Regions from separate parts of the Homo sapiens genome. Here regions 1 and 2 are each linked to region 3. A link is a loop called in an ENCODE intact Hi-C map of the cell type or tissue named here. Cell type or tissue: ascending aorta. All regions are shown on one strand. Links, peaks and the distances in the headings refer to the core of each region. The heading gives the core; the rest is flanking DNA. Region 1 has its middle 83 kb from the start of RELL1. Region 2 has its middle 25 kb from the start of PGM2. Region 3 overlaps TBC1D1 (TBC1 domain family member 1).

The links. Peaks named below come from ENCODE experiments on the same cell type or tissue, not always from the same donor. Only the 100,000 strongest peaks of a DNase experiment are listed, where the experiment ranks them.
Region 1: it touches region 3 in a loop (5-fold over the local background); 69 of 110 quality-filtered maps call a loop at or near these places.
Region 2: a loop joins it to region 3, with 9 times the contacts of the local background. A loop is called at or near these places in 100 of 110 quality-filtered maps.

The regions. Positions count from the first base shown.
Region 1 is chr4:37,597,796-37,608,629 of GRCh38, forward strand. It overlaps a transcript of RELL1 not described here. Among named protein-coding and RNA genes, the nearest start is that of RELL1, 83 kb to the right of the region's middle. RefSeq lists an enhancer at 9,086-9,725. In ascending aorta, for the core only: a CTCF peak has its summit at 5,385 (motif pointing right); DNase peaks (open chromatin) are centred at 3,884 and 5,406.
Region 2 is chr4:37,795,894-37,806,727 of GRCh38, forward strand. No RefSeq gene overlaps it. Among named protein-coding and RNA genes, the nearest start is that of PGM2, 25 kb to the right of the region's middle. In ascending aorta, for the core only: CTCF peaks have their summits at 6,376 (motif pointing left) and 7,662 (motif pointing right); no DNase peak of the experiment used is centred there.
Region 3 is chr4:38,030,701-38,041,534 of GRCh38, forward strand. TBC1D1 (TBC1 domain family member 1) reads left to right here. Exons shown (of 22, transcript NM_001396959.1): 8 at 4,888-4,998. Among named protein-coding and RNA genes, the nearest start is that of PTTG2, 76 kb to the left of the region's middle. In ascending aorta, for the core only: a CTCF peak has its summit at 4,770 (motif pointing left); a DNase peak (open chromatin) is centred at 4,758; H3K27ac peaks cover 770 bases.

The DNA.
Region 1 (10,834 bases), core at 2,319-7,318, 430 kb before region 3:
ATCCCAGCACTTTGGGAGGCCGAGGCAGGCGGATCACTTGAGGTCAGGAGTTCAAGACCAGCCGGGCCAAAATGGCGAAACCCTGTCTCTACTAAAAATAAAAAAATTAGCCAGGGCTGGTGGTGCTCGCCTGTAATCCCAGCTACTTGGGAGGCTGAGGCAGGAGAATTGCTTGAACCCAGGAGGCAGAGGTTGCAGTGAGCTGAGATCGTGCTGGTGCACTCCAGCCTACATATATATATACACATATATATAAAATGATATGTAATATATATATATCATAATATATATATATATATAACTCCTCCTATAGCTACTTTTCTGCAAATAACTGCATTAGTCATGAGTTCTTTTTGTTGGTTTTGTTGGTTGGCTGCAAATGACAGAAACCCAAACTAGATAACAAAAGAATTTCCTTGAATGTTCTGTTCTGGGAAACAAAGTGCAACTCTGTCTCAAAAAAAAAAAAAAAAAAAAAAAAAAAAAAAAGTTTATAGGAAGAAAATATATAGAGAAAAAATCTGCAAAGACATTACTTCAAAATAATTTGCCAAATATTAACGTAGAAATTGTATTCAGTAATTAATTTCTGGGAGCCAACAAGTTATGGGTTTTGGTATTTTGTTGTTGTTTTTAGTATTTTTATAGGTATGACTATAGCTTAACATTTTCAGTACTGCTATGTGTTAAGCACCAAATGCAGTCAGCCTTGTTCTAAGTACTGCACGTGAATCATCTCACTGAAGTCTACCGTGACGCCATGAGCTATAGGTATGATTGTCCCCATTTCACACATGGGAAAATGGAGGCTCAAACAGCTAAATAACTCATCCAGAATCACACAACCAGACAGTGGCAGAATCTCAACTGAACCCAGACTGAACAACAAACCGGTGCTTTTTTTTTTGAGATGGAGTCTCGCTCTGTCACCCAGGCTGGAGTGCAGTGGTGTGATCTCAGCTCACTATAACCTCTGCCTCCCAGCTTCAAGCGATTCTCCTGTCTCAGCCTCCCGAGTAGCTGGGATTACAAGCGTGCACCACCATGCCCAGCTAGTTTTTTGTATTTTAGTAGAGACAAGGTTTCACCGTGTTGCCCAGGCTGGTCTCGAACTCCTGAGCTCAGGCAATCCACCCACCTCACCCTCCCAAAGTGCTAGGATTACAGGCGTGAGCCACCGCGCCTGGCCCAAACCTGTGCTTTTAAAGGTGACATAATATGCCTCTCTGTGGCAACATCCATGTTGCCATTAGACAAAGATAAGGGCTGAATCAAAATGTGAGACAACCCAATTTTGTATATGTAAAATTGTATGTATTGTCAATTGGGATTAAAAGGGGGTTTTGTTCTGGTTCTAAGGAAGATTGTAATAAAGAATAGAAAAGTTAGTCAAGGCCTTGTAACCATAATAGGTCTGCTGCCCAACGTGCCGCAAGTCAATAGCTGAGACACGGGGTTGCCGCAGAGCAAGAGGTTTAATGGGAGGGCCGCTGAACGAGGAGATGGAAGGAAACCTCAAATCTGTCTCCCTGAGGAGTTTGGGGCTAGGCATTTTAAAGGGTTTGGAGTAAGCCTAAGTGTGGTGATAGTTGATTGGTCGAAGAGTACAGGGTGAAGTCATGGGACAGGGTGATGAAGAAACTGTATTCTCATGCTGATCCCATTTGTCTGGGTGGGTTGGCTGTCAGCTGTTTCACTGGAATTTGGGGGAAAACACCTTAAGCAATTCTAACAAAAGCTTTATGATTCTAATGTCAGAAATCCTATCTATAGGAACAATGGGGATGCACATGGCCAGGATCTAGTGCTACTACAGGACTTTTGGTGACAAGGAAGTGGGCCAAAGTACAGCCTGATTAATGCTTAATCCAGAATTCTTGTTAACCCTGTGAGGACAGCTTCAGCTTTATCTGTAAAATCTCTGAGACTGTCTACTGTCAATGGTATTTTTGCGGCAATCGTAAGACCATGAATTTCCTTTCCCTACAAAGGTTGAGGCAGATCCAGGGGCCATATGTCCCCACCCATGAACCACCCCTACATAGCTTAAGATTCCTTTCCTCAGTTTCATCATCTGTATAGTGGAGGTGATGGCTAGGCCCCTCTCTCGGCCATAATGAGATTTAAATGAGATAAAAAGTGCTTAGCACGTACCCAGCACAAAGTAAACAATAAATGTTAGATGTAATTTTGTCCGAGTACAGTGGCTCACGCCTGTAAACCCAGCACTCCGGGAGGCCGAGGCAGGCGCATCACTTGATGTCAGGAATTCAAGACCAGCCTGGCCAACGTGGCAAAACCCTGTCTCTACTAAAAATATAAAAATTAGCCAGGCGTGGTGGTGCACACCTGTAATCCCAGCTACTCTGGAGGCTGAGGCAGGAGAATTGCTTTAATCCAGGGGGCGGAGGTTGCAGTGAGCCAAGATTGCGCCACTGCACTCCAGCCTGGGTGACAGAGCGAGACTCCATCTCAAAAAAAAAAAAAAAAAAAAAAGTTAGATGTACTTTTATTATCCAGCGAAGGTCACTGGCCCACTTCTATGAGTAACACTCAATGCTTTTTTAAATAACTAGATCTTTGTTGCTACCCACCAAAGCTGTATGAATCACTTCTAATAATACTAATTTCTAAACTGGGTAAGTTCTGTTCTACCTACATCATTAATAATCGTCTAAAGGCAAAAATGCATCTTGGGGGCACTTCAATTTTAGTGTATTTTTATTCTCATTATCTTCATCATTTAACAATTGTAGAACACACGGGAATTTATCCTTTGAACTTTAAGTCACATTGCATTTGAAGTGAATATTTATAGCATTAAAATTGACCTTTCTTTTATCTTTCCTCATGCCCCAAATAAGATTTTATAAAATAAAATGCATTTTTAATACAAAACAGAAACCATGGAAGATTTGGGAGGGTTGATTGGTTATTTTGGAGAGGTTGTGTCTGGCTTGGGTTTTATTTAGTATGGATTTGTGCGTGTGTGTGTGTGTGTGTGTGTGTGTAGTTTTTGTTTGATTTGGTCAACACTAATATTCATCTGTAATAAGTAAACCCATATATTTTTTCAATTTGGGTATAATGTTATGATTTCAAGAGTATTTTGTCTATGATTTCTCAGCTAGATTAACTTAGGAATGAAAATAAATTGAGTTACTTTTAAACTCACTGAGATGCCTATGCTACATGCACATCTTGTCATAAAAGGGTTAAGATAAAATTTCAGCCTGAACAAACAGAGGAAGAGACCATGCTCCTTAGCTGGTAGATCTGGGTTCATTCAACATCAGTCAAGGCAAGAAAGTCATTCTTTCCAATAAGGCAGTTGACCTGCCATCAGGAGAACCTCAGGCCCCATAGGCTTTGCAGTTACATCTTGTACCTGGTTCCGCCCCCAGCCCACCTTCGAATGTTATAAACAATATGGCTGTGGCAGAAACATCAAAAACTAACTCTCAAAAGGCAAAATCCCCATCATTTATTCCACTACAGAGGGTTGGAACTTGGCATCTCTGTGGCCAATAGATTGTTCTGTTTCATCTGAGAGACCACTGAGTGAGCACTGACTGTGCCTGGCCTGTACTAAGTGCATTACACATCTGAGCTCATATGATCCTCACAACCACCCTAAAAGGCACATATTATCTTCATTCTGTAGTTAGAAGACGGGGTCCAAAGAGTTTAAGGTCACAGACAGCAAAGGCATCTGAATGCCAAATCTGTGCTCTTATCGGGAGCTGTAAGAATGAGCCCTGTGCCAATCCAGGAAAGATGGTGAAAGGAAATTCTCCTGAAGCAATAAAAGGAAAAGGGTTTGCAAAAGCATTTCACAACAGAAACCGCACCATGGCCAGGCCTTCTGGCGATGGAGTGAAGGCAGCTCTAGGAAGTCTCAGCTGCAGGGCTGGATGCCAGAGCTTCACTTTCCATGTGGCTCTATAACTCCTCCTATAGCTACGTTTCTGCAAATAACTGCATTAGTCATGAGTTCTTTTTGTTGGTTTGGTTGGTTGGTTGCAAATGACAGAAACCCAAACTAGATAACAAAAGAATTTCCTTGAAATGTTCGTGAAGTTCAGAAGGGCAACTAGGCCTTGGGGACAACTGAATCTGGGGCTTGAAAGCAACCAGGCTGGGCACAGTGGCTCATGCCTGTAGTTCCAGCACTTTGGGAGGCTGAGGTGGGCAGATCGTTTGAGCTCAGGAGTTCGAGACCAGCCTGGGCAACGTGAAAAAAACCTGTCTCTTTGAAAAATACAAAATAAAGTAGCTGAGCATGATGGCCTGTGCCTGCAGTCCCAGCTACTTGGGAGGCTCAGGTGGGAGGATTGCTTGAGCCTGGGAGGTCGAGGCTCTGGTGAGCCATGATTGTGCCACTGCATTCAAGCCTAGGTGACAGAGTGAGACTCTGTCTCAAACCAAAAAAAAAAAAAAAAAAGCAACCAGCACTGCCTGTCTTCCCTCCGCACATTCCCTCCCTTTCATCACACCAGGAAAGAAGACTACACAGCAGGAAATATGGTCTTCACCAGCCCCTAGCCCACAGCTTTAGCCACCAGAGCAATAAACCATTTTTTCCAGCCCATTTGCTGGAGAAAATGGTTTATTGCTCTGGCGGCTAATGCTGTACCTTTAGCCATGGGAACCCTCATGGGCTTCCCCATGAGGCTATGGAACTCTGTGGCTCAGTTCCACAGCAAGCAACTGGCCGGCTCAACTCGACTCAGACAAAGTTGTGTGTGCTGGACCAGTCACAGCCACTCTGATCAGCCGTGGGGGATGGACGCATGTAGACCCTTCACCAAGTTACCAAACATGCCGCTTACAGCAGTCGCGCCCTCGGTAGGGGTGGATGAGAAGACAGAGGATTTGCAGGCATTTTTCTGATCCTTAAAACTCCTGTGAGACAGGTCATTTTACAGATGGCATTGAGGCTCAGAAAGATAAGATACCTTTCTCAATGTCACACAGTGGTGAGTGTGGGGCTCAAACGCAACAGCAAAGGTCGTGCCTACTTCTCTGAGACCACACCACTTCCATGACAGCATTCAGCGCGCGGGGTTCCCTCCAAAGCGGAACCGAATCATTCTCACCAGTATCCAGGTAACACCTGCAGTGACACAAGCTCCCAGGTGAGAAAATGGAGCGTCCGATGAGAAAAACAATAAAGACAAACTGGCAGTGCCAGAAAATCAGTTAGAAAAAAACTAGACTTGAACCTTTACTCTCACAAAATAGCTAATGGTAGTCTTTCGTTTTTAAAGGTGGGCTTTTGTTTATTTATTCATTCAGCAAAAAATCACGAGTACTTTCTGCAACACCAGGGCTTGAAGGAAGATACAGCACCAACCCCCCAACGGCCGTGCAGTTCTCCGATTCGGCCAGCAGAGGGAGCGAAGGGCCAGCTCTGTGGGAGGACCTGCAGAGCTGGACACCAGCTGAACCGCGTGGGCAGCCACACCACCCCCTGGCCACGCCACAAAATGCCCAAGACAAAGAAGTCCCAGCTGTCCTTTAGGTGTTTAGAGCTACAGTGAGGGTACCCTGGGGAGATCTGAGAACAGTCCTGCAGCATGGTTCTGGGAAGATGAGGAGAGGAGGGAATCCTTGGGTAGAACCAACATGCCCCACCCAGACTAAAGGGTCGGAGGATCTAAGAACTGGCAAGTCAAACCTCAGATACAAAACATAGTCCTCTTTGACCACACAACACGCCCTCAGTGATACTATGCACTAAATCGCGCGACGCCATTTCCAAGCCCCCAACTCTACTGTCCTCAGTGAGACAGAAGGAAGGGTTCCCCGCCTTTTGGGGTGGAGGAAGCCTGGATGTGAAGACAGATTTGAAAAAGAAGTGCAGGAGCATTCAAGACCATGGGCAGGCCCCCTGGCAAATTCACCCAGGGGGCTGGTGGAGACTATATTTCCTGCTGTGTAGTCTTCTTTCCTGGTGTGAGGAAAGGGAGGGAATGTGCAGAGGGAAAACAGGCAGTGCTGGTTGCTTTTTTTTGTTGTTGTTGTTTGTTTGTTTGTTTGAGACAGAGTCTCACTCTGTCACCTAGGCTTGAATGCAATGGCACAATTATGGCTCGCCAGAGCCTTGACCTCGCAGGCTTAAGCAATCCTCCCATCTGAGCCTCCCAAGTAGCTGGGACTGCAGGCACGGGCCATCATGCTCGGCTACTTTCTTTTGTATTTTTCAAAGAGTCAGGGTTTTTTCACGTTGCCCAGGCTGGTCTCAAACTCCTGAGCTCAAGCAATCTGCCCACCTTGGCCTCCCAAAGTGCTGGAACTGCCAGGGTGGGGAGCTTGCTGAACCAATTGTTCAGGGCCAGCGTTGTGAGGCTAGCGTCCGTCACCATGGGGAACAGAAGGGTCATATGTGCCACATTGCCAGCTGCCCACTACTCCCCTAATGAGCCAAGAAAGACATGAAAGCCAGTTAGTGACCAAACGTCCCCATTCTACATTACACATGTACTAGAGGGGATATCAAAAAGGCCAATTAACCAAAAACTAAGCCCGTCGTCCCCAAGTGACCCCTTTCAACTATAAATCGGGATTGGAGGAATTCTAACATCCATCCTAGTGCACACATTCTGAGTTTCTGGTTCTCATGTTGTGACTTGGTCACAAATGACCAAATCAACCTTTCCACTTCCTCAGCATAAGCTGTTATTGATCATCTTGTTTTCAAGGACATACACACGCGCACACACACACGCACACTCCAAATCAGAATCCTATGAGGTACCACACAGAGTGAAGTTTGCTGTCTATACATTTTAAAAATCTCAACCAGGATATGAAGGAGAGATGGAATGCAGATGGTGACAAATGACTCTGTGTTACAAATGAGTCACATTACCATGCAGAAGCGGGTGGGGAACAAAGGAGCTGACTTAAGAAACTTTGGCAAATACAGTTTTGACAGAATACTGTAAGGCTAAAAACAAGAACCACACACACACACAGACACACACAGACACACACACAGACACACACACAGACACACACACAGACACACACATACACACAGACACACACACAGACACACACACACAGACACACACACACATACACACAGACACACACACAGACACACACACACACACACAGACACACACACACAGACACACACATACACACACAGAGACACACACATACACACAGTACTTCAGTTGGAAAGTGTGTTTCTCACAGTAATATATTTTCAAACTACTTAATATGTATGCTAGTGTTGAATAAACATGTAAAAATATCATAGATAATAAGAGCCAGGTTTCCTCACTGTTGGAGAAGAAAGTTACAAATAAGGAAAGCAGGAAGCTTAGAACGAGTACTATGGAGCAAGCCTGGAGTCAGAAGTAGCAGTGTGGGCACATGCTTTTGTTTTACAGATAGATACAAAAAATACATAAAGATGTGTGTATCCGCATGGGTTGGTGTGTGTGTATGTATATATGTGTGTACAGGGGGCCTAGTAGCTGTGACATCCCAGCATCAATGAGGACACCTAGTCCTCTTTATTTCTAAACATCATTGTCCAATAAAAGGAACCAGGGCTCCTTGGGTTAGTGGTTGATTTCAGGGCTGGGGCAAGGAAAATACAAGACAAGATGAACCTGGAGAATCTTGTGGTGCCAGAAAGTAATAAAGGGCTTTCAAAAAAGAAAGGACCTGTAATCCTAGCACTTTGGAAGGCTGAGGTAGGTGGATCACTTGAGGCCAGGAGTTCAAAACCAGCCTGGCCAACATGGTGAAACCCTGTCTCTACTAAAAATACAAAATGTAGCCAGGTGTGGTGGCGTATGCTTGTAATCCCAGCTACTCAGGAGGCTGAGGCAGAAGAACCACTTGAGCCTGGGAGGCAAACGTTGCAGCGAGTCGAGATTGTACCACTGCACTCTGGCCTGGGCGACAGAGTGAGACTTTGTCAAGAAAGAAAGAAAAAGAATAAAGAAAGAGAGAGAGAGAGAGAGAGAAAGAAAGAGAAAGAAAGAAAGAAAGAAAGAAAGAAAGAAAGAAAGAAAGAAAGAAAGAAGGAAAAGAAAAGAAAAGAAAGAGAAAGGAAAGAAGGAAAGAAAGAGAAAGAAAGGAAGAAAGAGGAAGGAAGGGAGGGAGGGAGAGAGAGAAGGAGAGAAAGAGGAAGGGAAGGAGAGAGGGAGGGAGGAAGGAAGGGAAGAAGGAAGAGAGGGTAGAAGAAAGGAGGAAGAGAAAGAGAAGGAAGGAGAAAGAAAGAAAAAGAAGAAAGGGAAGGAAGGAAAAAGATGCAAGAAAGGGGAAGGATGGAAGGCAAGAAGAAGGAGGAGGAGGAGAAGGAGGAGGAGAAGGAAGGAAGGGAGAGAGAGAAAGAAAAGAAAGAAAAAAAGGAGAAAGAAGAAAGAAAGAGAAAGAAGAAAGAAAGAAGGAAAGAAAGAAAAAGGAAAGAAGACAAGAGAAAGAAAGAAAGAGTGTGTAATAGGTGGAGGAAGGAGAAAAGTAAAGGATGGAACCACATCAAGGGACATGGGCACCAACCTGAAAGGGCTCCTACCACAGACATAGCCACTGCAGCCAGGATCCACCAATGGTTGGTGTGGTGGGTTGAATGATATCCCCCACAAGACCTGTTGATGTTGAAGTCCTACCTTCTGAGACCTGTGGATATGACCTTATCAGGAAATGGGTTCTCTGCAAATGTAATCAAGTTAAGATAAAGTCATACTGGATTAGGGTGGACCCTAAACCCAATGCCTGGTGTCCTTGTAAGAGCAGAGGACTCCCTCACACAGGAAAGAAGACACAGAATGCCAGAATTGCCAGCAACCATCAGAAGCTGGGAGGGAGGCATGGGCCAGATTATACCCCAGAGATATCAGAAGGAATCAACCCTGCAGACACCTTGACTTCAGGGTCTGGCTTTTTAGACTGTGAAAGAATACACTTCTGTGTTCTGGGGCACCCAGGTTTTGGTAATTTGTTATGGTAGCCCTAGAAAACTCATACAGATGGTAAAATTAATGTGTGAAAGTTTAAGCAGAAATAAGATATTGGCCTAATCTCTAAGTATCTCCCATCTAATATTCATTAATTACAAAGGGAAAATAGTAACTTTACCAAAATGAAACCTGGCAGACACCACCTTGGGCAATGATGAAGATTGACATCACGGGTAATATGTACCATCACGTTCCTGACATGATTCAATGGGAAGGGCACATCACCTGTATGGTGTCCCTTCCCTTATGCAAAACCTCCGTCTAATCACAAGAATCAGCTGAAACACCTAGGTTGAGGGAGAGTCTACAAAAGAACTGATCAGTACATTCGAGTGTCAAGATCACGAAACACAAGAAAAGACTAAAGGGCAACCACAGATCAGAGGGGACAGGATCCAACAACTAAATGCAGTGGGTGATCCTGGAACAGCAGGGGGACATTAGTGAGACAATGGATGCAATCCAAAGAACGTTGTGGTTTAATGAATGGTACTGTACCACTGTTAGTTTTTTAGTTGTGATCACTTTTTTATAGTTAAGATGGTAACATACGGGGAAATGGAGGGAAGGGTTTACATGAACTCTGTACTGCTTTTGCAACTCTTCTACAAGTCCAAAATTATCTTCAAATTTAAAAAGCAGTAACAGGCATACCTCATTTTATTGCACTTTGCTGTAGTGTGCTTTGCAGATATTGTAGGGTTTTCTTGTTTGTTTTTGTTTTGTTTTTTAATGAACCGTACGTGTGTGGCAACCCTGCAAGTCGAGAAGGTCCATCAGCACTTTTCTTTCTTTTCTTTTTTTTTTTTTTTTTTGAGGTGGAGTCTTGCTCTGTCGCCCAGGCAGGAGTGCAGCGGCACAATCTCAGCTCACTGCAACCTCCTCTTCCCAGGTTCAAGCAATTCCCCTGCCTCAGCCTCCCAAGTAGCTGGGGATATAGACACGCACCACCACACCTGGCTAATTTTTTTCTTTTTTTTGTATGTTAGTAAAGACAAGGTTTCACCATGGTGGCCAGGATGGTCTCGGTCTCCTGACCTCGTGATCCGCCTGCCTCGGCCTCCCAAAGTGCAGGGATTACAGGCGTGAGCCACTGCGCCCAGCCATCAGCACCACTTTTCCAACAGCATGTGCTCACTCATGTCCCTGTGTCACATATGGGTAATTCTTGAAATATTTCAAACTTTTCAATTAATTATTATTATATCTATTATAGTGATCCGTGATCAGCGATTTCTGATGTTACTATTGTAATTGTTTTGGGATGACATGAACTGTGCCCACATAAAATGACAAACTTAATCTGTAAATGCTGTGCATGTGTGTTCCAACTGCCCGACCAACCAGCCGTTCCCGTCTCTCTCCCTCTCCTCAGGCCTCCCTATTCCCTGAGACAAAATATTAAAATTAGGCCAGTTAGTAACCCTACAATGGCTTCTCACTGCTCAAGTGAAAGGAAGGGTCACATGCATCTCACCTTAAATAAAAAGCTAGAAATGATTAAGGCGTGTCAAAAGCCGAGACAGGCAGAAAATTAGGCCTCCTGTACCAAATAGTTAAGTTGTGAATGCAAAGCAAAGCAAAAGTTTTGAAGAAAATTTAAAATGCTACTCTAGCAAATACACGAATGATAAGAAAGTGCAACAGCCTTATTGCTGATACGGAGACAGATTCAGTGGCCTGGATAAAAAAATCAAACCAGCCACAACATTCCCTTAAGCCCAAGCCTAATACAGAGCAAGGTCCTAACTCTTCAGTTCTATAATGACTGAAAGAAGTGAGGAAGCTGCAGAAAAAAGGTAGGAAGCTGCAGAAAAAAGGTTGGAAGCCAGCAGACGTTGGTTCAT
Region 2 (10,834 bases), core at 3,959-8,958, 230 kb before region 3:
CTTTGACAGGAATTCTCACTGGTTTTCAGAGAATAACATTGCTTAATGATTGGCCATGCACTGTGGGACTGCAGGATATAGTGTTATAGTGTCTGGCATATGGCATTTGATGGCTACTTGGCATCAGTTAGTCTAGAGCCCACATGGCAAGTGGCTTCAAGAGATAATTATTTAGTTCAAGGGGGAGTGATGTGACTGCTGTTTCATTCAGTGCCTTTTGGGGCCTGATAATTTAAAGGGGCTCTCATTCTTCAGATAAAAATTTTCTTTCCTTCCTTTTTCCTCCACACCATTTTGAACAAACTTTCTGTTTTCTTAGTTATCACTTTCCTCCTAATAGTCTTTAGAGCAAACAGAGCAAGTAAGCCAACCAGAAAAGCCACAGAAAACACACTTTCCATATACCTACCGTCTATTTTCCTCTTAGACGCATACTTGATCCTACGACAAAAGACTTGTCTCCAAATAAATCGATTTAAAATATGTGAAACATTATATCTTTTAAAAAGTGACGTTTCATAATAAAACTATGTCTACTATGCATTTGCTTTGAGTTTTTATAACTTTCCAAAAAAGTTTTCCTCTTGCCGGTAAATACGTATCCTATTTCTACAGCTCTGGGATGGTATCTATTTATTATACATTATTTATCTCTAAAATGTTTTACTAAGCCAAAAAGGAGAAGAACACATCATACGGAACAGTACCCTGTGTAAGGAGGGAAGTGTCAGAGACTCCATAGTGTACTCCCAGTGTGACCAGTGAGAGCTACTGCCCTGCCCTGAGTTGAGATGTTCTGAAATAGCTATTGCATTTCTATGTGCCCTCTTTTTCTGCCATTATTAGCAAACAGTTTTCATCCATTGGCTGACAAAACTGGAGTAATGGATAGTGCTGGACCAGCAGTAAAGAAACAAGGAATATCAGCCTGAATGTGGGAATGCAAGTTTTAGTGCAATTCAACAGCTATCAAGGAAAAGGTCAAGGAGGTCTAGGATAAGGGGCGGCAGGCAAGCGGGCATCAGTGGAGGCCCTTTGACTTTTTGAAGAGCTTCAGAAACAACACTATAGCCTGGAAAGGCTGATCTACACTGGAAGACATGGTAGCTCCTGGCAAGGAATGACCCCAGCCGAGAAGAGCAACTGCTAATGCGTGATGAAGGATGGATGAGGCCTGGGATGCAATGGGCTCATAAAGCACTGACTACCTGGAGTCCGTGAGAGCTCTCATTTCCAGTAGGAAGTTTCACTGTCTCCAGGGCAAATGAAGGATATGTGGACATTATACATTTTTTAAAAAATTTAAGTGCAAGCATTTTTGTTCTCCCCATTTATTTGTTCATTCATTCGTTTATTCAACTAACATCCATTATGTGTTCTTTGCTGCACGCTGAAGATACAAAAAGCATTAAGAAAGGAACTCTGTTTGTAAGAATCTCACAGTTCCTTAGGAGCTGGGTGTGGGATGTTCTTTGCCCCTCTAGATCTATTCTCTGCCCTTCGCCACCTTGCCCAGTGGCTCCTGGAAGCTGACTTTTCTGGAAAGTATCAACAGGGCTCCCTTGCCTTCCAGCTTCAGTTGGGCTCAGCCACTAGGAAGCACAAGAGGAGAGGAAGGGTAGCAGGAGAGGAAGGGCGGCAGAAGAGGAAAGTGAAGCATTGCCCTGGCTTCCTTCATGCCTGCTAAGGCTTAACAATGGCTGCACTTCCCTAAAGCCACAACTGCTGAGAAGCAGCCTGCTTCCAGAACTACAACCAGCTCTTCTGTTCCTGGCTTTTCCAGGCCCAGGGCTGACAGTGGCCCCCCACAGTGTAGCCTGGAAGTGCTTTATCACTCTTGGTTCTCCTTGACCTCTACATGGCCCCTCCATTAAGCTTTCTTTCATTTATTTCCTGTATGATGACATAACAAGGTTAGCTGGGCAATAAGCAAATATCCTATAGTGTCAAGTGTACAATGAGGGCAAGAAAGGATTAATCAGTCCTAACTGGGGGGGGGGGGGTCAGGTGAGGCTGTGGTCTATAAAGTCCTGTCCCTATTCACCCTTTCAATTGCATGCTGAAGTTTCTCTAAGAACATGAAATCAATCACGTTATCTTCCAGCAATGGCAGTGGAAAAATCTGATGACAACCCCAGGAAGAAAGTTCAATGGCCATGTGATTGACTATATAATGATGTTCCATTTATCTAAAAATAGTACTTTGCTTAACTTACACTAACGCACCTTACAGTTATGAGACACTACCTACTTAAAATAGCATACAGTGAAAGTAGACCTAATCTACCTCCTAGTTGAGTAGTAACAAAAATGTCTAACAGTTACTGAGTTCTCAACTAAACCTATAGTATTAATATGATAATTATGTATGGAATTATGCATATAGATATTATGTATAGAAGTGTGTCTACTAATTTCTTACAATGCCACCACAGAATAATAGTATTATTCCCATTTTATAGCAGAAGAAACTGAGGCTTAGAGAGAATTTAGTGACTTGCTCAAAGTCATAAAGCTAGTAAGTGGCAGAGCTGGGATTGTAATCCCATCTATCTCCATTATTAACCACTATGCTCCCTAATAAAAAAAAATTCTCATATCATGTGTTAGCTAAGGTAACATAGGATGCATTAACAGATAAACCCCCAAATGTCAGCGATTTACCATAACATTTATCTCTCACTCATATCAAGTCCAGTTGGTAGTGGTTCATGTGGGAAGAGTCCACTCTAGCTCAACAGTTCAAGACCCAGGTAGACAGAGGCTCTGACCTCTTCAACATGTACCTCCCATGTTGTCCTGAGTGCTAAAGTCCAGCCAGCAGAAAGAAGAGAGAGAGAAAGAAGATTTTTATGATTCAGGGGTGGAAATTCCAGACATAAATTCTACCCTTATTCCATTAGACAGGAATCCATTGTATGATTGGGAAATCAAGTCTAGCTGAGTGTCTAAAAGGAAAGAGAAAGGATTTGATAGACAGCAAGACTCACACTGCTTCCAATTATAACTCCCCAATTGTTCTCAGGTGACAGGAGGCTCTGTCTCAACCTGATGACCAGAGAATGAGATGAAGATCAAGTGGATTCCACAATATTTAGTTTTTGCTGTCAATATCATGTCAGTCAGGAGAACAGATAACACTCTAGGTCTTTCAAACAATGAAAATTTAATAAAAGGAATTTATACAAGGACTGAGAAGCCAAATAGGGAACTGCAAGACTACCCAGAGATTAGAGATACAGGAGGCCAGCACCATCCCCAGGAATTGAAGGTCACTAGGATGAAGTGGTGTCATCAGAGTCCCAAAGCTGGGGCTTTTCTAGTGGGAGATGCCCAGAAGGAGGGACGGGCTATTGGGCAGGGGGTGAAGCCACAAAGGAGACCCAACTACCAAAGAGGGAGGGAGAGAGAGAAAGAGGGACTCTCTTCCTCATTGCCCCAAGTCTTCCTTTAGAGCCTCATTTTGGCTTGTAAATTAAAAACAAAATTCTAAGTACCCCAACCAACTGAATGTACCCCTCTTGGCCAAGGAAACTCCAGAGAAACTGGTTTCCCAGCCATGATGAAACAGACACACCTCATTATACCTTTTCTAATTATGGAGAATTTCTGTAATGAGATTCTGTTGGGAGGTGGAGATTCACAACTAGTATGGGAGCTGAAGGGGACAGATACTTCCTTCTTCTTCCTGGAAGAAGAGATTGAACAGATGACCAAGGCTTAGCCAATTAGATGCTCCCACCTGAGGTCTCAACTCTTGACCACCAGAAACAACTGGAGAGTTTAGAAAGTATTCACAGCACCAGCATCCACACAAGGCAGATCCAGTGGGGCCCCTGGGCAGCTCCAACAGTCATTCCAGCAGGGTGTTCTGGCTGCTCATGCCAATCATGGCTGTCTGATCCCTCTTGGTTCCTACCTGTTTTTTAAGTCTCATTCTTCAAACTTCCCTTTGATCTATGAGCTATTCATTATCTGCTTACATTAATGGGTCATTTCTATTGCTTCAACCAATGCCTGACACATCTACCAATACTTCAACTCACTCCCTCCTTTGTCGTTCTTTTCACCTGTCTGCAAACTTCAGCCTTTGTTTTTTGACTGTGTCCCCTTCTTTGTTCCCACATCCTGACTTTGGATCATTGCTGGGGAAAAAAAATCACATTCTTCAGATTGGAACCAACTGAGAAGTTCAGGCTCTATAACCTCAGGCACAATCCTTCCAGGAATCCTTAGCTCCTCATCCCATTCCCCCAAAGAGCCACTTCAATTCTTAGACATTCTTCTCAAGCCTCACTTCCATCATCTCTTGCCCTCCTCATTCCCAAGAACTTGCAGCAAACAACATAACAACAAATAGCTTGTCTCTGATTCACAGGCAAACTAGAGACCATGAGATACAAACTTGACTGAATAAACAATCACTGTATGAAATCGTTGCAGCTACACTCATTATGTAACTAGTATCTTGTGCTTCTCTTTTTCACCTTAAGGTTATTTTCCCTAAAAAACTACCAAGTATTTACATAGACCACATACACTTTTTCTGCTTAGAGAGTATGTTAATATGTGTGTACTGTGTGTGTGTGTGTGTGTGTGTGTGTGTGCATGAACGTATGACACACGTTTCATCTTTTTGTTGGAATAAACTCTCCCTTTCTGTTTTTTTTATTTTGTCCTATAAATGGAGCAGCTATAACTGGTGTCATTTCTTTTTAGTTAATTCCTTTAGGATATATTTCCAAAATAGAATTATTGGGTTAAAGGGCATAAAGAATTTTTAGAGAGCCAGCTGCATAATGCGAATTTATTCTCCAGAAAGACGTAACCCTTCTGCAGTGGAAAAGCATATTTTCTTTTCCGATGGTGATGGTGTAGCCCTGGCTACACTGGACATTATTATTGCTATTAATTTTGTTTCCTGTTTTATATTCCTTTTATTCTATTGGCTCATAGACTCTTTTTCTATGAGATAATATACTATCTGTTGTTTTGGATCACCTGTAATCATCTACTAAATGTATTCTACCTGTAATTCTTACATGCATGTGCTCATTATGTTTGAATAATGAGGTTTTTATCAGATGTTTAGTGTATTTCCTCTACCTTGTTTACTTCTTTCAATATTTATTTTAATACAGCACGTGTATGGAAATTTTAGTTTGACTTGACATATTTGATCATATGCATTGCATCTCTGGTCATAGCCTGTACTTCTTAAAACTTCAAATAGGCTGGGCACAGTGGCTCACACCTATAATCCCAGCACTTTGGAAGGCTAAAGCAGGAGGATGGCTTGAGTCTAGGCATTTGAGACAAGCCTGGGCAACATAGAAAGAACTCTCTCTACAAAAAATACAAAAATTAGCTGAGTATGGTGGTGCCCACCTGTAGTCCCAGCTACTAGGGAAGCTGAGGTGGGAGGATCACTTGAGTCTGGGAGGCCGAGGCTGCAGTGATCCATGATAGTGCTATGGAACTCCAGTCTGGGCACCAGAGCGAGACCCCGTCTGAAAAAAAAAAAGAAAGAAAAAAGTTTAAAATACTTATTTCTCCTCCACAGCTGAATTACATTTGGTATGATGTTTTCAAAAGATTTTTTTTCATTAACAGTTGCCATGAAATATTTAACTGTTTGACCTATCTGAAATTCACTTCAAAATACCATATGAAATATGGATCAAATTTAATTTTTCTCCATGCTGTTATCTGTTTGCTTGACAATATTTATCAAACAGTGATTTATCCCCCACCCCCACTACCAGCACTTTTTAAAACTCCTGACAATGATTTTTTGATCCAATATTTTTCATTGTGCAGTCAAAGGAATTAATCACTGGAGGCAACTAATATAGGCCTGAAAGCTTTCCTTTGAGAAGCAGGGATTTTTGGCTCCAAAAATCCCACTGGTCAGCACATGGAAAGTTAGGCCTAAAGGGATTTAAAAATTATTTTGTTCAACTCCTCTCTTCTATTACAAATGAGGAAACTGAGGCACCAAGGAATTAAATACAGTACAAGTCACTCTGCAAGAGATGTGGGAAAATAATGGAGAATTAAGGCAAGTAACTAGAAATTAGGGACATGGATTTCAGATAAAAAATAAGCAAAAAAAATGCTGCTAATATATACTAATAATGTATAGAAATACACAGCTAATAATAAAATATAGCACTACTAATAAAAATATACAGCTAATAATAATGGCAGCTACCAGTAACCGAAGATGTACTGTAGGCCAAGCACTGTGCATCTCTTTGAAGGCCCATGCTGACTCGTTAGGATATGTATTATTATTCCCATTCCTGTCCCTAGTAATTTGCCCAAGGGCTGCCACCAAGTGGCAGGAAGCAGGTCCCAGCTCTGTTTCCCTGACTCAGAAGGAAGCATTTTTCCACTGCACCACACTGCCTCCCAGCTACCTGGTGATAAAAAGCAAGGCATGCCAACCAAGCTCCCACTGAAGAACCTACTCCATTAAAACAAAAACCAATCATCTACTAACTTCGTTTGAAACTGATTAAAAGAGCCATCCCAATTACTAAAATTGTGTGACCTGGGACAAATCAAGTGACCACTTTAGAACTCGATTAACTCAGCTGTCAAAAAAGGGCAACAGACAAGATGATCTCTAAAGTCTCTTTCAGTTTTAATATCCTAGGATTCTAATTTCCACTGTCCACTTTTCATTCTTCCATAAGTAATAAAAATAGGAAGAGTACAAATTTCAAAAAGAAGTAGAACCCATTTTGATTTTATTAAAAATATGTTTCCAAAGCATAATTTTAGGGCCAATAAAATTCTTTATGTGAATTAAGTTTAAAATGGTCATAAAAAAATGAAAATAATAGATTAACTAAACTATTTAACAATTATTTTAAACTAACATGTAATACAAAAAAACTGATTTAACAGATTATTTGAAATACAATGGTACTATAAGATGATATGGGTGAATAAATATTATGTTTGACTTAAGGTTAAAAAATAATAGTAATAATAAACAAGTGCCCTCTTAGTTAACAAGGAATACGTTTTATTTAAGTAGATTGTAATGCCTGGTCAAAAAATATATATTTATTAATTCCAAACTACTAATGCTATAACTTCAACTTTTCTTTTTTAGCAATTATTGACTAAATTGTAATTTTTGCTTACATTATTTTCATAGAATATTGTGTAATATACACATTAAATGAAAGCATGTGTTAAATATTCAGGCTAAACATGGTAGTCCCCATTAAATCTTAGATCTTAGTAGGTTTTTCCTTTTTGAAAAGAAATCGAATTCTGGAATGCTTTCCCATCACTGCTGTTAATACAGGCCAAAAGAGGTATCCCATGACAAGCATTTCTGTAGTTGTACCTTAAATCTTCCAAGAAAGGAGCCTAAGGTATCCCATATGTTGAAAAGAAATAGATATTAAGATAAAAAGGAAATAGAGATTTAAAAAAAACTAAACTAAGTCACATTATGAAATGGAAATTTAAAAATCCTTACCTGGAGTTTTCTAAAAATAAAATACTTTGTACTGAGTAAGAATAGACACAGAACACCAAACAAAATGCCTCTTCGTGGTGTGATTCTATGAGTTTTTAGTATTTTTTAAGTCCACATTTTTCTAGTCAAAATCTTTAGCAATATGAGACATATTGCCTGAAGAGGGCACCCTTTCCTTTAACACCAAAATCTATTTGCTAAACCCCTAATATGTAAACAAACCTGTGGGATAAAAGCACTATATCAACTTCATTTTCAGTAGCAACGCTGTTCCAAATTAAGTTAAATTTTTAGTCAAATATACATATATAAGCGTATATTATTTATATAAATAATACAGCTTCAAGCATGAGAAGAAAAATGACTCCTGTATGCCCAGGATTAAATTTAGGAAATAGAAACATTCCAGTAACTTGGAGGTTCCCATATGCTTCTCCCAGTGTACCTTCGTCTCTCATCCTTAAGGGAATCACTTTTCTGAATTTTGTCTTTACAATTCCCTTGCCTTTCTTTATAGCTCTGGGGTTTGTTTGTTTGTTTGTTTGTTTGTTTGTTTGTTTTGAGATAGCTGGAGTTCACTGGTGTGATCTCAGCTCACTGCAGCCTCTGCCTCCTGGGTTCAAGCAATTTTCGTGCTTTAGCCTCCAGAGTAGCTGGGATTACAGGTGTGAGCCACCTCGCCTGGCTAATTTTTGTATTTTTAGTAGAAACAGGGTTTCGCCATGTTGGCCAGGCTGGTCTCAAACTCCTGACCTAAATCTATCTGCCTGCCTGAGCCTCCCAAAGTGCGGGGATTACAGGTGCAGGGATTACAGGCTTCCCAAAGTGCTGGGATTACAGGCCGCCTCTGGCCTCTTTATAGTTTTATTAGCCATATATTGTTTAATTTTGCCTTCTTTAACCTTACTATAACTGTATCAGGCTGTATGAATTCTTCTGTGACTTCCTTTTTTGATCAATATTAAGTGATTCAGATCCAATCATACTGATACATGTATCACACTGATACTGGTACATGCATTTTTGGCACTGTGCAGTGTTCCATTCTATGACTATATCAGAAATTTTTACTTATTACCTATGCTTCCATGGTAGACTTTTTGTTTTGTTGCTGTTACAGGTAACACTGCTGTGAACTGTTATGCATGAGCCTGGCAGCACATATACACAACAGTTCCTTTAAGACAGAGATGGGCAAAGCATGACTCCCACAGGACGAACCCAGCCCACTGCCTGTTTTGGTATGGCCCACAGCTAAGAGTAACTTTTACATTTTAAACGGGTGTAAAAAAAGAAAAAGGAAGAGAAGAGTGTTTTGTGACATGTGAAAATTATATGAAATCTAAATTTCAGTATCCACAAATGAAGTTCCATTGAACACAAACACACCTAGTCACTTACATGTTGTCTATGGCACAGATCTCCGGAAGCCCAAAACTTTTATAACACTATCTCAGCTTTTACAGAAAATGTTTGCAGATCCCTGCTGTAGGTTAAAAATGCCCTAAGATGGACATTTGTGTTTCAGGTGTAGAGGGGAGAGTGAGTGAACAGGGAGGGGGTCTTTTGTCTATTGGTCTCCCTGGACTGAAGAGAGGGAGAATAGAAACCAAACACTAGGATTCTCAAAATGGTTTATTACCCAGAACTCTCTGTCTGGGTCAGTCAAGAACCATTTTCAAACAAGGAGATGGAGGGAATTTTTAATTTTTAATTTTTTCTTTCCATCTTCTAAGAAGGTGTTGGTACTCTGTTTCCCTGAATGTTGTTCTCTAGACTGGATTGATTTGTTTTCCTTGTGTCTTCAGTGCAGTTTTCTTCCTCAATGGTGTAGGTTGAGTGAATGCTGCCGTAGTGTGTGAGAGACTAGTGTCTCACCAGCTGGCACTTAAAGACATACAGTCACAGTAGCGTGACTGACACTCATAGACGTGCGGTGACAGTAGCAAGAGCAATCACAAAACTGTAATTTACTTACCAAATTTCTTCTTTTCCATTACCTCGCCTGCCTGTTTAGAGAAAGAGAAAGAATAATTTTAAAGGGATTTTGAGGTGTCTTTTTGGATCCTTATTGTTTCAAAGGGAATTTGGTGGGGCGGTGGGGAGGCAAACTCTTTTTAAATAAATTCCCTCTGAAAAAAAAAATCCAAAACACTGGCATCTGAGTAGGAATATGAAAATTACGCCTTTTCCAAAAATTAAGAAAAAATGTCTTTACAAAATAAGAATAATTTTTGAAAGGTAGAACACTCTTTTTTATTGGCAGTTTTGATAAGCAAGGCATAGATTTTACATTTTTGTCCTTGCTTCCACTGAAATGGGATAAACAAAAATAAAATACCATCTATTCATGGAATGTTGTGTTAGCCAGTCTGAAACCCCATCCTAATTTTTATATAGCCATCTTTTAGCTCTTCCTTTGACAGAGCAGGCCTTGTTTGGAATTGTTCTGCTTCTGACTGTTAAATATCTGTAAACCAAAAATAAAATTCTAAGCCCCACCCGCCCCCCAACCATCTGAATGGACTTCCTGCCAGGGCACTCTAAAATTTATCCTGAAAGACTGGTTCAGGCCGTGATGGGAAGTGGAGGATAAACAGGCCTCATTGTATCCCTCCAGCTTTAACATCAACACAGACCTTAAGTCTGAAAAGAAACATTTACGATCCATTCTCTCTGAATCCTGCTACCTGTAGGCTTCATCTGCACACTAAACTTTGGTCTCCACAACCTCTTTCAACCAATTACCAATCAGAAACTTTTTAAATCTACCTACAACCTGGAAGCCCTCGCCTTCCTGCACGTTTCAAGTTTTCCCACCTTTCTGGACCGGACCAGTGTATATGTTAAATGTGTTTGATTGATGTCTCATGTGTTCCTGAAATGTGTAAAATCAAGCTGCGCTCCAACCACCTTGGGCACATGTTCTCAGGATCTCCTGAAGATTTATTCTTATGTGCAGAATAAATCTCTTCAAAGATTTTAGAGTTTGACTCTTTTCTTTTCTTTTCTTTTTTTGAGACAGAGTCTTACTCTGTTGCCCAGGCTGGAGTGCAATGGTGTGATCTCGGCTCACTGCAACCTCTGCCTTCAAGTGATTCTCCTGCCTCAGCCTCCCGAGTAGCTGGGACTACAGGTGTGCACCACCACACCTGGCTAATTTTTGTATTTTTAGTAGAGACGAGGTTTCACCATGTTGGCCAGGCTGGTCTCGAACTCCTGACCTCAGATGATCCACCTGCCTTGGCCTCCCAAAGTGCTGGGATTACAGGTGTGAATCACCTCGCTCAGCCAAGTTTGACTCTTCGTCAACACACTGATGACCCATGCACT
Region 3 (10,834 bases), core at 2,106-7,105:
ATAGAATGGTAAATATTTTCCTTTGTTCAGTCTTTCCTGGAGGGGAATTTGTTTCGGAAAAAGTCCTCTACATGCAAATTTTCATAAGGGAAATGTAATTACCGTTGAAATTAATGGTACGTGATTACTTAGTTATTAAAACATACCTTATTTAAGGATCATGTAAATGAATATTAAATCAAAAAATGGAACTCTAACAGCTATAAAGAAATCACTAATAACTGTGTAAACGATGCTGGAGGTTATCTCTACTGTAAACAAGCTAATTTTGAGCACTCTGAGAACTTAATGCCAGATGGGCATGTGGGCATACCACACTGCAAAGCCATATTTTTATTTATGAGCGTTTTTGAAATGTTTCATTTTCAAACATATCTAGCTGGGCATGTGTTAGGATGACCCCATGATGCTCTGTTACTGGGTGAATATACTAAATCCAAACTGATCATCTCAGGATAAGAATTGCTGTGAAGCCAATGTGGAGCTAGTAAATAAAATATCTCCAAGTCTAATTCTCCTAATCTATATGAGTGTGTTTCAGGGAATGACTTAATTAAATACTGACTAGATAAATCAAGTAGATTTATACTCAGTAGACATTGATAATTCATTAAGTAACATGACTTCACAAGTTAAAGGTTAATGGTCAGAAGAGACTCTTTTTACTTTCTGAAGAATATATATCAGCTTAGTTGGATTTTGCATGGTTTTAAAATGATGTTAGACTGTAGTTTTAAGATGTTAGACTGAAAACTTTAAGTTTTAAGATGTTAGACTGTAGTGTCCAAGTGAGTTTTAAGATGTTAGACTGTAGTGTCCAAGTGAGTGTTGTCTTTTTAAGTAGTTCCCTTAGGAGACCATGGGCTTTCTCAACATTCTGGGATGCATCAATCAGTGTTGGAAATTGATTTATTTATTTATTAATTTTTTTTAAGAGAAAGGGGCTCACTCTGTTACCCAGGCTGGAGCACAGTGGTTATTCTAGGGTGTGATCAGAGCACATTTCAGTTGCGAACTCATGGGCTCAAGCAATCGTCCTACCTCAGCTTCCCAAGTAGCTGGGACTGCAGGTACATGCCACCTTGCCCAGCTGGCAGTTTATATCTGAATTGCGTTTATGACAATTTATAAGCCTCTTATAGGTTAAGAAACATGTAACTAATTTAGTTTTGTTACTTTTAACAGGCGATTAATTATTTTGTAATATTCTTTTATAAATTGAAGTATGACATGCATATAGAAAAGCAAACAAATCAATGATGTATAATTCAGTGAATTTTTATAAGGTATATACAACTGTGCAGCCAGTGCCAAGATTAAGAAATGGAGCATTTCTGGCCAGGCGCGGTGGCTCATGCCTGTAATTCCAGCACTTTGGGAGGCCAAGGCGGGCGGATCACCCGAGGTCAGGAGTTCAAGACTAGCCTGGCCAACATGGCGAAACCCTGTCTCTATGGCAAATACAAAAATTAGCCAGGCATGGTGGTGCGCACCTGTAGTCTCAGCTACTCGGGAGGCTAAGGCATGAGAATCGCTTGAACTTGGGAAGCAGAGGTTGCAGTGAGCCAGGATTGTGCCACTGCACTCCAGCCTGGGGGATAGAGCGAGATGCTGTCTCCCCCAAAAAAAGAAAGAAATGGGGCATTTCCATTGCCTCATAGTCCTGTTTTGTGTCTGCCTCCAGGTAACCATCATCCTGACTTCTGACATCATAGTTTAATTTTGAACAAGCAAGTAATTTTTGATGGCACAGTGATGTTACCCAATTCGATTCCCCATTATTTTCCTAAGACTTATCTCTCTGACTAATGAATGTTCATAAAGTTAAATCACCTTTAAGAAATAATGATTTGGCCCAGAGCAGTGGCTCACGCCTGTAATCCCAGCACTTTGGGAGGCAGAGGTGGGTGGATCACGAGGTCAGGAGATCAAGACCATCCTGGCTAACACGGTGAAACCCTGTCTCTACTAAAAATACAAAAAAATTAGCTGGGTGTGATGGCGGGTGCCTGTAGTCCCAACTATTTGGGAGGCTGAGGCAGGAGAATGGCGTGAACCTGGGAGGTGGAGCTTGCAGTGAGCCCAGATTGTGCCACTGCACTCCAGCTCCAGCCTGGGTGAAAGAGCAAGACTCCATCTCAAAAAAAAAAAAAAAAAGAAAGAAAGAATTAATGATTTGCTACTATCGAGGATGGTGAAGTTGCATGGGAGATTTTAGGGAGGTGACACCTCACTAATTGTATTTCAGAATTACATTAAGGAAAGATTTGTTTCTTGATTGTGTATAACACCATCGACGTTTATTTCTCTGCTTTAGTGACTTCTGTATGATGTTTAACAAGCTCCATGACGCAGTCTCTGATTCTTAATCAGTTTTTAATGAAAAACAACTGTGGTAGTATACTGTTCCCAGTTGGTCTAATTTCCTTCTTTTAAAAGTGTATTTTGAGGGGAAAAATATATTAATACTCCTCCTCTTACTATATGATTAGCCCTTTAAAATATTTTGAAATAGATGATGATGAAGAATTTCTCCAAGCACAATATACATTTTCTTGTGGAGATAGCCAGAAGGTTTAATTAAAGACACAGGAGAAGAAAGAGTGGGCCAACCATCAGGCGCCTGTACCTGCTCAGAGGCCTCATAATTCCTGTCTGTTTCCCTGGATCATTTTTTTTTTAATAGACTTAATTTTTTTTAGAGCAGTTTTAGGTTTACAGGAAAATTGGGTGAAAAGTACAGAGTTCCCGTATTAGCTTTCACTGTCCCCCACCCCACAGTTTCTCCGATTTTTAACATATCTTGCATTACTGAGGGTTTCTTCATTATAATTGATGAGCCAATATTTGTACATTGATATTAACTAAAGTTCATGGTTTACATTTGGGTTCACTGTTGGTGTTCTGTATTCTGTGGGTTGTGACAGATGCTTAATGTCATGTGCCCATCATTACGGTATCATACAGAATAGTTTCACTGCCCTAAAAATCCCCGTGTTCTGCCTGTTCTCCCACCTCCTCCCTAATCCTTGATCTTTTTGCTCTCTCCATAGTTTTGCCTTTTCCAGCATGTCATGTAGTTGGAATCACACAGTAGCCTTTTCAGACTGGCTTCTTTTGCTTAGCAATATGCACTTAAGGTTCTTCCATGTCTCTTTATGGCTTGATAGCTTATTTCTCATTGCTGAATAATACTCAGTTTTATAGATGCACTACAGTTTCTTTACCCATTTGCCGATCGATGCACATCTTAGTTGCTTCCAAGTTTTGATAATTGTGAATAAAGATGCTGTTTTCAGCTCATTTGGGTAAACACCAAGGAGTGCAATTGCTGGGTTATGTGGTAAGAATGTGTTTAGTTTTACAAGAAACTGCTGGCCTGTTTTCCAAAGTGGCTGTACTGTTTTGCATCCCCGCCAACCATAAATGGGAGTTCTTGTTGTTTTGTGGACATTTGGGCTCAGTGTACCCATAACCCTTTGATCTAGCAGTGTTAAGTTGGGATTGTGGCATTACTGCCACTTTCCTTTTTGAGAATCTAATGCCCACTTTCTCCAGAGAAATCCACTTTTTGCATATAACTTGTAAAATTTTGTAATATTGGGGTTCACAGCCTGGAGTCCAGGTTGAGAGTGTCTGCTGTAGCCTCCAAAATATTTAATATTTCAGTCCGAAATTTGAAAGAACAGGAAGGCCTCAATGAAAACAAACCCTTCTAATCATTAACTATCCTTTCCTTAAGTAACAAGAACAACTTACCTTTAATCTTTTTCGTTAAGAAAGGACTGGGTTTCTTTAAGAAAGGACTGTCAGAAAGTCTGGGTTAGTGTTACCTTTGCTTTGAATGCTTATTATGTGCAGGGTAAAGTTGCTTCCTTAGTTAGCTGGGGAAGAAGTGACCAAGAGTGGTGTTGACCCAGATTCAGATCCTTGTGTAGTTGATCCATTTATGTCACTGAATTTGTTTTAAAGAACAGTCTGGAAATTTGGAGTAGGGAGAGGGGAGGAACAGGCAATGGATACTTGTCAACATAAAAAAAGATGTATTTTCAAAATTTATAGACTAAAAACTTTGTGTATCCCAAAACAATTCATTTTACTTTCTTCATATATGATAAAATCATACATTAAATTAGGTGGACTTTAAAAAAATTCACTCTGGCATTTCAAATCCAAAGCATTTGGGAGCAGGAGGAGACCATAGAGTTTCCTCTGTGCACCATCCTCACTTCAGCAGACAGGGAAGCTAGAATTAAGGGGCTTGGCTTCACACTTCTCGGCAGCAGCCGGAACCTACATGTCCTGACTTCTGGTCCAGTGTGCTGTGCCACGACCCTGTCTAAAAGTTAAAAGGCATAGAGAGAATTTTTTTTTTAAAGAAAGAAGAAAGAAATGTACATGCCATGAAGTTTTGTATGGAAGGGGGTGCCCCATGGGGATTCCACAGAGTGCTTCACGGTGAACACATTCGACATAGGAAATTATGACACTGAATCCCGTTGCTGTTTTCCTTGCCCGTTCCCTAAGAGTTTGTCAATGTTTGGTCATCATGGCCCCTGACCTTTGGGTATTTATATGGATTTTGTGTTTTTCCTCTTGTTTTAAAAACTATTTATTTGTTAAACATTTTGACTGTGTCTCTATCTGATATTAAAGATTCATTTTTAGATGGGAGGACATCAGAGATGAAAAGCTAAATCTGGCCCACTGGCTCCACTGTTCCTTTTTAAAAATTCTCTCTACTTTTAGGATCATTGGTGCCCCCTGGTGAGATGATTGAGTAAAAGCACTAGTTTAGTGGATGGAAGCTGTTAGCATTTAAAAAGACGGCTTAGCAATATTGTTGACGATTAAAAATAAATCCTGTTTCTGATTTTTGTTTTAAAGAAATTGAGACCGAGAAATGAGCAGCGAGAGAATGAATTGATTATTTCTTTTCTGAGATGTTTATATGAAGAGAAACAGAAAGAACACATCCATATTGGGGAGATGAAGCAGGTATGGCATTTTTGTCTCTTGTAATTGTTGCCAAGTCTCTGCCAAGTCTCTGTATAAACAACGTTTTGAGGATTTTCTGAAACTCTGATACCTTTTTTTCTCCCTATGTTTTATTTTCCTTTGTTGCACATAGAGGGGAAATTTGGGAGTGTTAGACTATGTATGCTTGAGAAGATAAGAAAAGTTTCTGCCTGCACCATAGTGGAGGCAGAACAGTTGCTCTAATAAGAGGACTGGCTTAGAGCAGCAAGAATTGAGTGTAAGAGTGGATGCCACCAAGATGAGCTGCTTGGCTTGCAGGGAGCTGGTTTGTCACCTCGCCTTTCTTCTTTGTAAACCTGGAAGGACATTGCATGGCTGCCTTTGGAATTACAAAAAGTACCTGAACGTCCTTTGTGATATAAATGCTAGGTCACAAATCAGATACAATGTTGGCAAGCCTGACTTATGTGCTATTCAGGTTAGAACTTGGATTAATTCCATTTTGCATGGTGGAAATACAGAGTCTCCCTCCCCTCCTCCACTGTCTACAGCCTTATTTAGCTTTTCTCTTTGTGGGGTCTCAAGGCAGAAGCTGGGGCTCTCTGCAGATCTCTCCCTTGGAAGATCTTCAGGTTTGGGAGTCCCTATGTTACATGGTACCACAGACCATTTCCTTTGTCTTTTGGACTCCATGTGAGTCCATTCATAATGAACCATTAATAGCTTCAAAACATACACATTTTATATTTGCTAAAGTTACCTGTTGGCCAGAAATCTAGAGAAAAATCAGTGAAGGATGTACAAGTTTCTCAGTTTCCCAAAAGTATGTTCCCTTTTTCTTTTTGAACACTCCCCACGTACGTGTTCCAAAGACACTTGTGTGCTCAGTGGTGTGCCCTGTCCTACGGCAGCCTTTGCGTCTGGACCCTAAACCAAGTGTGCAGTTTTCATGGGGTGTACACTTAGCAAATCTCCACATAAGGTTTCTACCTTCTAGGTGGCTTTGGCAGTCACGTGCCTTCCCTGAACACTTGGGCTGGTGTACAGTGTCAGCCACGGTTTCTAATCTCATTGGCCAGCCATGAGGTCCTTTAGCAGTGACTCTAACATGAGTATATGACCTGTGTTTTTTGGGGTTTTGACTTGTGGTCTTGGTTTGTAGCCATTCCTCCCTTCCCAACCTGTACCCTTAAGATAGCATTCAAGTTCTGTGTCTCTCCTGTTCATTTTTGGATGGACCAGTTGGTCTAAGTTTTCAGTTAATTCTGGAGTTCATTTTTCAGCCTATTTCTTTTCTCTTTTCCACTCCCTTTTTCCCCTCTTGTGCCACTGATAGCTTTTTCCCTGTTCTGATTTTCTTTTATCTGAGTCAGTCTGACTTGTTCCAACAGGAAATTGATAATTTTGAAGTAATTTATAACTGCTAGAAAGGGGAATGAAGCATTTACGGTGGATGGAAAGTCTTCTTTTACTAAACATTTTGAGCATTTATGGTGAATGGAAAGTTTTGACCTAACTGCAGACTCATTTTTATGGACCAGCATAATATTTTTATGATTTGGGCATAGATCATCCAATGGAGAAATGTGTTTAATGTTTTTTTTTTACCCAAAAAAACATAAGAGTTCAATGTAGAAGTGACTGAGCCTTACAAGCAGAACTGGCATCTGTGTAACACTTTTACTAGGGGTTTCTAAACATCATGAACCAGACGGCTCATGTCTTCGTCTATAAAGAAGCTGCCCTAATCCCCTGATGAGGTTGGTGTACTCCAGGCTGGACACTCTCATGGGCTCTGAGGAGTGGGTTTTTCAGAGCAGCAGCTGCTTTATAGACCCATTAGGCACAGCCTTGAGATTCACTGATAGATCCTTTTCATGTTTTCTGCTATCAGTTTAGCCACGTGGATTTCATTACCTTCTTGTTGCACCTAAAAATTTCTAAAGCTTTTGAAAATGTGGGAAGATGTGACATAGACCGTGGTAGGATCATGGCTTTGACAAAGAACTTCTCTGGCCACAGGACTTCAGAAGCGGACAGAGGACAGTGAGCGCTTCTCTCAGTGCTGTGCGTGTCAGGGTCGGCAGGGAGGCCATATGCGCTTTTCAAAGACCAAAAGAATAGTGCTGGAGAACTGTCAGAGGAGTTGTGAAATAGAAAAAACCCTGAATGAGTCTTTTGATCTTATAGAACAGGGTTCAGTTTGGGCAAGACTTATACATTAAGTTAGAGGCTGTCACGTTTTAGTCAATGGACTTGTCGTTTCCACCTGTATTCACAGAGGTGGTACAAAAATTAGTATGAAATCAGCTGCCACTTACTGAATGTTTGCCAAGTGCCAGATAGAGTTCTCATTCCTTACATAAATGACTCCATTCATTCTACAAGTTTTTTGAGGTAGGTGGTAAAATACCCATTTTATAGATGAGGAAATGGGGAAGAGCAGTCAAGCAGTTACTAGTGAGTAGTGGAGCCACTTTGTCTGATGTCTAAGTACTTTATCTTAATTATTGTGTGTTTTTTTAAGGAGCTTAACAAAATTTAATGCTATATAACTACTTACTGATTTTCTTGGGTCTGTTTTCTAGTAGATAAGATTTTCTTTCTTTTTTTGTGACATTTTATTATGAAAAATTTCAAACATATAGAAAAGTTGAAAGAATTATACCATGAGCACTCATATACCCACCATCCAGATTTTACAGTTTTAAAGACTTTGTTAATTTGCTTTATCATATATTTATCTATTAGTCCACCTTATTTTTGCATGCCTTTCAAATTAGGTGATATCAGTACCCTTCATCCCTAAACACTTTAGCATGTATATCATTAACTAGAATTTAGTGTTTGCTTCCAATTTTGGGGAGATTAAATTTACATATGGTAGGTTATGCAAATCTTAAGTGTACCATTTGTTGAGTTTTGACCACTGCTGCTACATTCAGGTAGCTCAAACCCCTATCAAGATATAGAATATTTTCATCCTGCCGGGCGCAGTGGCTCACGCCTGTAATCCCAGTACTTTGGGAGGCTGAGGTGGGCGGATCATGAGGTCAGGAGATTGAGACCATCCTGGCTAACACAGTGAAAGCTCGTCTCCACTAAAAATACAAAAATTAGTCAGGTGTGGTGGCGGGTGCCTGTAGTCCCAGCTACTAGGGAGGCTGAGGCAGGAGAATGGCATGAACCCGGGAAGCGGAGGTTGCAGTGAGCCGAGGTCGCACCACTGCACTCCAGCCTGGGCGACAGAGAGAGACTCCCTCTCGGGAAAAAAAAAAAAATTTCATCCTACCAGAAAGTAGCCCTATATTCGTCTTCTAGTCAGTCCTCACTACCCCTTCCCCCAGGTAACCACTGTTTTGATTTTTTTCACCTTAGATTAGTTTTGCCTGTTCTGGAATTTCTTATAAATGGCATCATACTCTTTTTTTTTTTTTTTTTTTTTTTTTTTTTTTGAGACAGAGTCTCACTCTGTCACCCAGGCTGGAGTGCAGTGGCGCTATCTTGGCTCACTGCAAGCCCCGCCTCCCAAGTTCACGCCATTCTCCTGCCTCAGCCTCCTGAGTAGCTGGGACTACAGGTGCCTGCCACCACTCCCAGCTAATTGTTTATATTTTTAGTAGAGACGGGGTTTCACCGTGTTAGCCGTGATGGTCTCGATCTCCTGACCTTGTGATCTGCCCACCTCGGCCTTCCAAAGTGCTGGGATTACAGGTGTGAGCCACCGCGCCTGGCCGGCATCATACTCTTTGAGTTCTGGCTCCTTCCACTTAGCATAACGTTTCTGAGACTCATCAGAAACGTTATGCTACATTGTTGCATGTATTAGTAGTTTGTTGTTGCATGTATCAGTTGCTTGTATCAGTAGTTTGTTCCTTTTTGTTCTGTGGTATTAATGTCAAGAGTTTCTTTCTCCATTCTCCTTCTGAGCTGCTTGATTATGAATAAGGCTGCTGGTAGATACATTGTGCCAGCCTGGGATGGTGAGTTCTGAACTGAGAATTTCAGTATAGCATCAGGATTTAAAGCTTGAATACTTGAATCCAAACTTTCATGCTTAGAGTTTACCCCATCTGTTGAAGGATGTGCAATATAATGACTGCAATAGAATTCACTGTGGAGCCTCCAAATTAGAAATTATTGTCTGTGAGGGCCAGGCACGGTGGCTCACGCCTGTAATCCTAGCACTTTGGGAGGCTGAGATGGGAGGATTGTTTGAGGCCAGGAGTTTGAGACCAGCTTGGTCAATATAGCGAGACCCCCATCTCTGTTTTTTTTTTTTAAAGAAATTATTGTCTAAGAACCAGTGTCATCTTCCAAGGAGAAACTTCTAGATACTTGTTTTAAGATAAATAAGAAACAAGTCATTTCTAAATGTGAATTATTTTTTAAATGCAATTTTTTAAACATTTTATTTTAATTATGGCAATAGACGTGGAAAAGACTCTTTTTTGATAGTAGGGGAGAGCAGAAGAAACATTGAATTAAGTACACAGAGATTCTTCAGACCTGCTTTAAAAACACATGCATACAAATGCACTTCTGTCTCTTAGGATCTACTAACTGATGCTGCTTGCTTTAGTCTTTTAGCTAATATTTTCTTTCTTTCTTTCTTTCTTTTTTGTTGGAGACAGAGTCTCGCTCTGTCGCCAGGCTAGAGTGCAGCGGCACAATCTTGGCTCACTGCAACCTCCGCCTCCCGGGTTCAAGCGATTCTCCTGCCTCAGCCTCCTGAGTAGCTGGGACTATAGGCGTGCGCCACCACGCCCAGCTAATTTTTGTATATTTAGTAGAGACGGGGTTTCACTGTGTTGGATGGGATGTTCTCCGTCTCTTGTCCTCGTGATCCGCCTGCCTTGGCCTCCTAAAGTGCTGGGATTACAGGCGTGAGCCACTGCGCCTGGCTCATATTTTCTTTATATATCAAAACAATTCAGCTTGCTTCACTTTTATGAAAGCTTTATTATGAGTTTGAAAGCAATTCTGCATTTTCTTAACATTGTAACTGGTGTTGAGTTGAAGGCAGGCCCCTGGGAGCCCTTTGTGGGCAATTCCCTTCACTCTGGAGGCTGCCTCGAGCCTGGACAGGCACTTACACTTGGTCAGTGATTGCACAGAACCGGTTGCAACAGATTCTGTGCACCTCCCTGTGGCGCGTAGCATTTAGCAGGCACTTGGTCACTATTTGCTGAGTGAGTCTGTTACCTTAGGCGTGTATTTCCCGTGGACCTGCCTGGGGATCATTGCTCATTCACTCATTTTGAACAAGCCAATATTACATGTCCAGGGTACGCTCTATAGTGTGAAACACAAAGGTAAATGATAGTTCCCCTTCTCAAAGGAATTTCTAAGGTAGTAGCCATTCTTTTGATGCATATTCTCATTCTCATAGAGAGTCCAATTATGGATAATTGGACAAAGCTGAATGTCGCTTTTATGAGAATCCATTCTTTCTCTTTTATGCTTTGAAAAATGTGTAGCATTCATTAGTGAATTAGGATTTCATTATTCAAAGAAGACATAAGGTCTTCGAACAGCAGATGACTGAATAAAATAATACCTAACAGCAGTAGAATGAGGGGAGGACATATTCAAGGAACATTTTATGCCCATTAGATTGGCAGAAATTTTTAAAAAGTGACAATACCGTATAAAGGTGAACTTTCCTATACTGATACTGGGAACATGAATTTGTACCATTCAGGGAAGAGAAACTTGATAATATCTGGTGTAGTCTGAAGGGGCACAGTCCCTGTGACCCAGTGAGGACATTCCTCATTATTTCCCTTGCCAAACATTTCACATGAGTCTATAAGGAGCTCTATATAAGAGAGGTCACTGCAGCCTCCTTTGT